Regions from separate parts of the Homo sapiens genome. Here regions 1 and 3 are each linked to region 2. The links are chromatin contacts, found by Hi-C in ENCODE. All regions are on one chromosome and are shown on one strand. The core of a region is the stretch at or near the end of the contact, and the rest is flanking DNA. Distances in the headings are between cores, read along the strand shown. Region 1 holds the start of MSX1 (msh homeobox 1). Region 2 holds the start of HMX1 (H6 family homeobox 1). Region 3 holds the start of LINC01097 (long intergenic non-protein coding RNA 1097).

Region 1 (2,700 bases), core at 53-2,552, 4.0 Mb after region 2:
GGCGCCTTCCCCTAATTGACTTGGTGCCCCGCCCCCTCCACTGGAACCTGAATGTCCCCACCCCTGAATCATCCATCCGCCCAAAGCACCAACTATCTGCCTCAAACTCAAAGGGCATGGGGAGGTAGAATTCTGTAGGAGCTTCGGAACCTCTAGGCAAAGAGGTACTTGAAAGGGAAGAGGGGCTGGGGGACACCAGCTCCTACTGCGAGAAAGTGAAACTCCGGGTGCAGGGAAGATACCGCACCACACACATTCATCCGCTGGGGTGAAGCCGATGAAACAGAGTTTGGGATCAGATGAGGGATCATGGACCCCTGAGGTCGTTTGGTGGGGGCAGGAGGACAGGGTGCCCAGACATCGGTGTCCTATCCGTTAACTCCCACCCGCAGCGTCTCTGGGCCAAGGCGAGGAGGTCTGGAACCTTCTTCCTGGGTGGGAGTGGAGGGAGGCGCAAGACCCGGCCTTGCAGCCCACGGCTCCCTAGCACCGGCTGCAGGTACGCAGGCGCCGGAGGCCACCAGGAGCCCTCGGGTCCCACACCCCACCCGGCCCCCACCCGGCCCCCTCCCTCTGCGCCTGGGTTCTGGCTACTCACTGGCCGGCGGCGGGGAGAAGCGGGGGCTCTGCATCCACGGGGTCCTCTCGGGCTTCTCGGGGCTCTCGGCTTTGACGAGCGCATCTTCTGGCAGCTTGAGGAGTCCCCCCACCGAGAAATGGCCGAGCGGCCGCGGCGAAGAGGGCGCGTCCGGGGCTCCCAGCGACCCCGGCGGGACGCCCAGTGGCTGCGCCGAGCCACCCGCCGCCTGCACGCCCTCGGAGGGCGCCAGGGCGCTCTCCTTGGCCCCCGGCTTCCTGTGGTCGGCCATGAGCGCCTCCACGCTGAAGGGCAGGAGCGAAGGGGACACTTTGGGCTTGGCCCCCTCCTCGTCCGCGCCCATGGCGGCTGCCGTGGCCGCGGCGGCGCTGGGGGCCTGGCCCGCGCCTCCCCCCGCCGGCTTGCCGAAGGCGGAGTCCTCCACTTTGACACCGAGTGGCAAAGAAGTCATGTCAGCAGCCGGGGCCATGCAGAGCCGGGCCCCCCCTTCTGCCGCAGCACTGGCCAGCCGCCGGGCATGGGCTCCGGGCGGGCTGGGAGCGCGGCCGGCCTCTGCGAGCGCCCGGGGCCCTGGCCGGGCGGACCCTCCCGCGCGCGCCTCCCGCCCCTCCCCAGCAGGCCAGCTCCGGCGTGCTGGGCCTGGCCTCCGGTCGCTGCCGCCGCGCAGGCAGAGTTCCCGGGAGCACTCGCCGGCTCCGGGCCCTACCGCGGCTCCCCAGAGAACTTGCTAATAAGGCGAGGCCAGCGGGGCGGCGGCCAATCAGCGCGCGAGGGGGCGGGCCCGGAGCGATCCATTGGGCCGCGCTCCTGGGGACTCGCCCGGAGGCGCGCTGGGCCTGGGGGCACGCAGGGCAGGGCCCAGGCGGCGGAGGGCAGGGGAGGAGAGGGGGTGCCCGGGAAACTTTCCTCTGCGCTGAAGCCCAAGAGGCCCTCTCTGCGGGAGTCCCCTGGGTCTCTATCTTTCTGTGTTCCCGGGGGATTTTCCCTTGTTCTCGTTCCTTCTCTTCTGCCCTCCTCTCCTCCCCTCCCCTCCCCTCCTCAGCCCTCTTTTCCGCTCCTCTTTTTTTCCCCGTCCTTGTTTCTCTCCTCTACTGCTTCTTTTACCTTTCTCTTTAGTCTGTGGCTGGGTTTCCCTGTGCCCCCCTCCACTGTCTGACCCCCCCTCTTCTTCTACCACAATAATTTGAGTTGAGGTTATTTCTTACACATTCCTTTTATATATAGTTTTTAAAATACGCATGGCTATTTATCCTAGGAGAAAGACATACTATTAACTTCTTTTCAAGAAACGAAACAAAACCAAACCTTCATTTTCTTCCTGTTCTGAAATCTTGTAAACTTTACCTCGAGGTAAAAGTGGGCCTTTGTCTCTAACTTAGAGCTGGAGTAAACCTTGCGGGAAGAAGCTAGCTTCCTGTAGTGCCAAGGATGTGAGAATACGTAAGATTATCTAGAATCTGCAGTCGGTTTTCATACACGATGTGTATTCCCCCCCCCCCACCCTCGCTCTGAACTTCTGTCCCAAGGGTCACAACACCTATAGCGCCCGGGCGGGGAAAGGAGCTGCCAGATCCTTTTGATATAGAACTTACTGAAATAAAACCAACAGAATCGTCAATGAAACACCGATCTGGCCTTAAGGTGACCTCAAACAACGCGTCCTCGGAAACAATGACATGTCCCTATCTCTGGGCCGCTGATCCTGGAGGGGAGAGGCACATTTGGGGGAGGGGGCTGGGAAAAGAGGAAAGTTCCTGGAGGTGGACTCTAGTGTGGGACTTGAGAACTCTTCTTTTGCCAATTTCGGAGAAAACGTGATTTAATGTTTGCTGTTAATAATAATAATAATAATAAAGACAGAAAAAATGAGTTGGGGTCAGGGGAGATGCAAGATCTGCCTGAAGCGGGGTCGGGGCTTGGCCATTTTCTGCGCCTGTCGCTTTATGGCCTCTCCTCCTGCGGCCCAGGCCAGCGGCTCTCAGGGAGTGAGCGGAGGTGATTGGCGGCTCACTCGGCCCTGCCATTGATGACTGCGGGGTTCTAATCTCCAGGAAACACAAGGGGCTGCCGTGGCCATTTAGGGGTAATTATCCGAGCGCGGA
Region 2 (2,700 bases), core at 188-2,687:
TGGCAGCCGCCAGAAAGCGCACCCAGGACACGCTCCCAAGAGGCGCACCATTTTGTCTCTGCGAACCCAGGCCGCGAGGGCCCAGCTGGCTAGGCCTCAGCCGCTCCTGGAGCCCCACCGCCCTGCCAACCAGCCGGACTCCGGGGCATCAGTGAAGGAATTCCAGGCTTGCCGGAGCCACCTACCCTCTGGGGGAGTCTCTTCTCTCTTCTCCCGTCAGTTTTCTCCGCTGAAAAATGGGGGCGATGCTCCCTCCACCGTGCTTTTTTGGAAGAATTAAACAAAGCGGAAGCCCCAGGCCTGCGGTCACCTCCGGGAACGCGGGCGGTACTCGGGTGGAGAGGGGCCCGGGGCTGGCCCTGGGAGGATGGATGTATCTCTGCGAAATAACTCGCATCGGGTGAAGCCGGCTTAACCCGCGCGTCCGCGCAGTGACCTAATGTAGGTAAGTCTGAAGTCGACGCCGGAACGGAGACAGCTCCAGGGTGCGTTATGTTCCCGAACTTCCCGCTGCAGATATGGGAGGACCTCCCCACCCCTTTAGAGCGAAGAAACGGAGGCACAACGAGGGAAGGGGCCTGCCCCCAAGACCTTCGCCCAGGGCAGAGGCTGGGCCAAAAGCTCCCACCCCCTTCTAAGGCCCTGGCTTCCCCTGGAGCGGGCGGTGGGGGTGCTGGCGCGGTGAAGACCTGCTTGGTAACATCGAGCGGGCTGCCAGCGGAGCCCTGTGGTTGCACTTCCTTACATACTGGTACCGAGCCCGGGAACTGAAGAGTTCTACCGAACTACAGTTGGCATTGAAAGCATCTTTCCTTAAGTGCAAATATTAAGATATGCCACATTTCGCAGTCCTGTTTTGGCAGTGTTCCCATTTTTAAATTACACACAAAGTCTTAAATAAAAAAATGTGGCCCAGCCTCTTGCAGTTTCTTGGGAGCCCCGGGGTCTCCACGCCGCCCTCCACACACACACAGCCATTCAAACGCACACTCGTGCACACACCACGCGCGCGCACACACACAGTTACTCACGGTCGGTCCAACACCCTCCTCGCAGCGGGGTAATTACGGCTCTGGCCGGACGGTGATTGGCCAGCCCGTTCCTCATCGGGGCCCCACAGCCAATGGGTGGCCGCTCAGCCCAGGCCCCGCCCCCACGGAGCGGGTGGCGCGGGACGGGGGAACTGATCACGCGGGATCGGACCCGGCGCGACCCCCCGCCTGCGCCCGGGGCCGCCCGCCCTCGGCTGCGCCGCTGCCCGCGCGCTCAGGTCTGGGCAGCGTCTCCCGGCAGCGGCCGCGCTCGGGGCCGGCGCAGCGTCCTCGGGGCTCAGCGGGCCGCCCTCCCGGCCCAGCCCGCGACCCCCCGCCCCTGCTGGCCCCTCCCCCTCCCCGCCCCCAGTGAGGCCGCCCCGGCGGCGACCAGAACGGCGACCTGAAAGGCGAGCCAGGCGGCTGCCCGATCAGCTGTCGGCGCGCACTCGCTCCCGGCCCGGCCCAGCCCAGCCCGGCGCGGAGGCCGCCGCCTGCCCTGCGGGGCCCGACGCCAGCGGTCCGGGTAGCAGCTCCAGGGCCGGCCCGCGCGTGCGCCCGGGAGCCGCGCGCCACCATCCCCAGCGGGGACCGAGGAGCCCGGCCGAGCCCGAGAAGCCCGCGGCCGCGATGCCTGACGAGCTGACGGAGCCCGGGCGCGCCACGCCGGCCCGCGCCTCCTCCTTCCTCATCGAGAACCTGCTGGCGGCCGAGGCCAAGGGCGCAGGGCGCGCGACCCAGGGCGACGGCAGCCGGGAGGACGAGGAGGAGGACGACGACGACCCCGAAGACGAGGACGCCGAGCAGGCGCGGCGGCGACGGCTACAGCGGCGGCGACAGTTGCTCGCGGGCACCGGGCCCGGCGGGGAGGCGCGGGCCCGTGCGCTGCTCGGGCCGGGCGCGCTGGGCCTCGGTCCTCGGCCGCCCCCCGGTCCCGGGCCGCCCTTCGCTCTGGGCTGCGGAGGCGCAGCGCGCTGGTACCCACGGGCGCACGGTGGCTATGGAGGCGGCCTCAGTCCTGACAGTGAGTGAGGGCGCGGGGAGGGTGGGTCAGGCGGTGGGGCCCGACTTCCTCCCTGCGCATTTGCTGGGGGACTTCGGGCTCGTCGCCGCCCGTTCTGGGCCATCCTCTCCCTTCTGTGGAACGGCGTCTGGGCCTTGTGGGGCCCCCAGGAGCCCCTGGTTGGGCTGGTTTGGAGGCCCACCCTCTGGGGCAGGAGCTCCGCTAACGAGGAGGTTTTGCAGGCCATAGCTTCACCCATTGCCGGGCTCCTCCGGTCCCAGGGAGGCTGGGGACAGGGGACAACAGGAGGCCAAAGAAAAAAGAAAGGAGAGTGAAAGAGGATAGGGAAAGATACAGGAGAAGGCGAAAGAGGCTGAGAAAGAAAATGGGAGGATGGAGGAAGAAAGGAATGTGCTGCGGGAGAGAGAATGGGGTGGGGGGAGGGGAAGATGCAGGAAAAAGAAACCCAAGAGTGATCCGAGAGAGAAAAGAGGAGGAAGAGATGGAGGGAAAGGGAGACAAAGTAGCATCAGACGTGGAAAAATAAAAGGGGGCATTGAGCAGAGGGTGCAGTGTTGTGGGGGTGGGGCCGGGGAGGGGAGCCATCTAACATGGCAGCTGTGCCCCCCCAGAGTCCTGTTTCCTCTGTGCCCGCTGCAGACAGCC
Region 3 (2,700 bases), core at 18-2,517, 4.7 Mb before region 2:
CATTGAAACAGAGGTGGATTTGGAGCCAGGCTTTCCTGAAGACCTAGTTCACAGTTCTTTGCTGAAAAAATGAATACCTCCGTTTCCAAATACAAAGATGGGGTAGTGAAAGAATTACATGCTTCTTGAGTATTTGGCACCACTAAATACTTGTAGCCTAGCTGATAATAAGTTTTGCAAAGTTAAACAAGGACATGTACCATTTAAAAAATATATTTACGAAGATGGTAAGAGGTGGACAGAAAGTGTGGAGAGACTGTAACAACAGCCCAAACAGTGAGAAGTCAGCCCCCACTGGAAACCTTCTTTGAAGTAATAGGTTATGTGTATCCCATCTGCAACTGCAATTGTGGTTTAAAAATAAATTCAATATATAGGCTTTTAAGGTTTAGAAAAGAAATACATTGAGGGGGAGCTTCATTTTCCAGGGCATTCCCTCTGTCCAAAAGAATCTGCAGAAGAATTTTTAAAAACAATTCTTTCCTAAGATGTCTAATATTTTATTTATATTATTAATTGTTTTCCATGAAATACTGCCTGCAGTGAGGCACTTCCTAAATACACTTGTCTCATTTATAAGAGGCTTGAGCCCTGCTGTCAGGGCTCAGGCCTGAGGAGAATTCAAGCCAAGCACACATTGGGAAGGTGGCCACAGGATGCAGGAAGGAGAATTGGAGTCCTATCCTTCAAAAGGTGGCCAGCCAGGGGAAAATCTCAACAATGAGCTCCGAGGAAATGCGTAAACAGAGATTTCTTTAAAGAGAAAAATCTTTGTTGTGAAATCCTTGTCTGTTCTCTCTTTCCTTCTTTCTTTGCTCGTTCATTTATTTAGTGCTCAGATATTCAGCAAAAGTAGCTGAAAGCCTACTCTGTGCCAGGGATGCAGAGAAGAAAGATTGCCCGCTTGGTGGAGTTTACAGTCTAGTGGGAGACAAGAAATGGCAGTGCCAAAAGAAAAATAAAATATGCTGCGGATTAGCGCCTGTGAGGCGCAGTATTATTTAGGGAGTTAGTGAAGGAAGGTCACTGGAATATCAGATGTTTGTAAGAGCGCTTTTCGTGGCTGCCGATCCTAAGGCCATGTCACTATCTCTCTGTCTCCATGTCTGCCTGACTGATCGTCGCTATCCTGGACTTAGTCTCTGTCCCTCTGTGTCCCTACGTTTCAGTCCTGATTCGCTGGTTGCCAAAGGCAGGGCGGTGGGGGCAGAGGCCAGGCCCCAGCTCTAGGTGCTAGCCGTTCCTCCTTACCCCGCCCCCTTTCTTAACGACCGGGCCTCTTCCGGAGGCCTGCGGCAGAGTCGCCTAAGCATTTGAATGGACCTCAGCCCTAGGACCCTGGCGCCCTCGGAAACCGGATCTGAGGTCCGGATCACTAACGTTCAGAGATGCAAGGGAAGCCGAGAAGTTGCCGAAAGGGCCTGAGAGCTGCTTCTCCTTCTCCCTGGGCAGCAAACCTCCAAGCCTGTGCGGGCCAATCTTTGCATCCTGGTAACCAGCGCTTTATTTAGCGCCTAATCGCTTTCCTGTCCTGCAGTAAGTGCTTTCCATGAATTATTTCATTCATTCCTTCCAGCAGCTCAACTTCCATTACCCCACTTTGGGGATCAACACTACCCTGGCCGCGGCTATTTCCGGTGGAGCTGGGGTTCGAACCTAGTCTGTCTGGCTCCAAACTACTCAGCGCGGGCCACACGTGCGTTGGTTTCCCCAGGCAGCGATAAGGGTACCATTTACACAGGAGAAAAATGAGGCCCGGAGAGAGTAAGTGACTAAATGGGCATCAATGTTATGTCAGGCACAGAGCTGAATGTTTTACCTTTAGCGCATTTCATTTTCCTGAGCCCTTTGAGAGGTGGAATTTGAGGGCCCATAGGAACCATGAAAAAGCCAGATAGAAGACTTGGTGGGTTGAAGCCTTGCAGCTCCAAATGGCAGAGTGGTGAACAGGCTTTGGTGGCAGGGCCAGGCTTATCTTCCACTTCTGCTTCTTCCCAGCTTCCAGACCCTTGGAGGAGTTCCCTAAACTCAGGCCCTCATTCTCCCCAAGGAATAAGGAGACTCATAGGTTGGCTTGGAGATAAAAGGAGATAACGTAGTTAAAGCCCTTTGGAGTGGGTGCATGGCACAGAGCAAGCTCTTAAAAGATGATCAGGCACACAAGGCTGGATGGAACCCGCCTTTCTAGACCCTGCTCAGCCTCTTCTTCCCTTCCTTCCTATCTGCAGAAGAGGGAGATGATCTTTCCAAAACTCCCTACTGTGAATAGTAAATGGCTTTTTTTTTTTTTTTTTTGTCTCCAGTGGAGACCGGGGCAGCAGCCTGAAAGGGAAGGCTTTTAATCCTGGCTTCATTTACCACGTGCCACTCCTTGGTGACAGTGCAGATCCTAGTGTGCAGGTAGCTCTGGCGGGCCTCACAGGCAAGGCGGAGGACCCAGGGCCGTTCCTCCTACCTGGGGTGACAGGAAGGAGGGTACAAGGCCCAGCAAGGCACATCAGTTGCTCCGTGCTCACCCTCCTCAGTTTCAGAGATTCTGGCCTCCTTGCTCAATGCCTGATTGGCAAGTTTCCCAGTTCTGGGCACTCAATCCCAATGCTTCAGCCCCAACACACACACACACACACACACACACACACACACACACACACACTGCAGTCCCCACCACTTCACCAGGGTAAGGCAGAGACTGGAGCTCCA

Evidence for each region. A loop is a pair of places that touch in the nucleus more often than their neighbours do. Pooled maps may share reads with other maps.
Region 1: a loop to region 2 is called in a map of dorsolateral prefrontal cortex, with 8 times the contacts of the local background. The contact joins the promoter of MSX1 here to the promoter of HMX1 in region 2. A Hi-C loop is called at or near these places in 1 of 168 maps with a recorded cell type or tissue (dorsolateral prefrontal cortex), 4 of 37 single-sample maps with no recorded cell type and 5 of 50 pooled maps.
Region 3: a loop to region 2 is called in a map of naive thymus-derived CD4-positive, alpha-beta T cell, with 16 times the contacts of the local background. The contact joins the promoter of LINC01097 here to the promoter of HMX1 in region 2. A Hi-C loop is called at or near these places in 1 of 168 maps with a recorded cell type or tissue (naive thymus-derived CD4-positive, alpha-beta T cell), 1 of 37 single-sample maps with no recorded cell type and 1 of 50 pooled maps.

What each region holds. Positions count from the first base shown.
Region 1 is chr4:4,858,267-4,860,966 of GRCh38, reverse strand. MSX1 (msh homeobox 1) reads right to left here and starts at 1,302. Exons shown (of 2, transcript NM_002448.3): 1 at 599-1,302. The coding sequence starts at 1,067. RefSeq lists silencers at 711-1,150, 1,161-1,400, 1,421-1,480.
Region 2 is chr4:8,870,576-8,873,275 of GRCh38, reverse strand. It overlaps HMX1 (H6 family homeobox 1), which reads left to right and starts at 1,437. Exons shown (of 2, transcript NM_018942.3): 1 at 1,437-2,055. The coding sequence starts at 1,662.
Region 3 is chr4:13,529,984-13,532,683 of GRCh38, reverse strand. It overlaps LINC01097 (long intergenic non-protein coding RNA 1097), which reads left to right and starts at 1,267. Exons shown (of 4, transcript NR_034054.1): 1 at 1,267-1,536.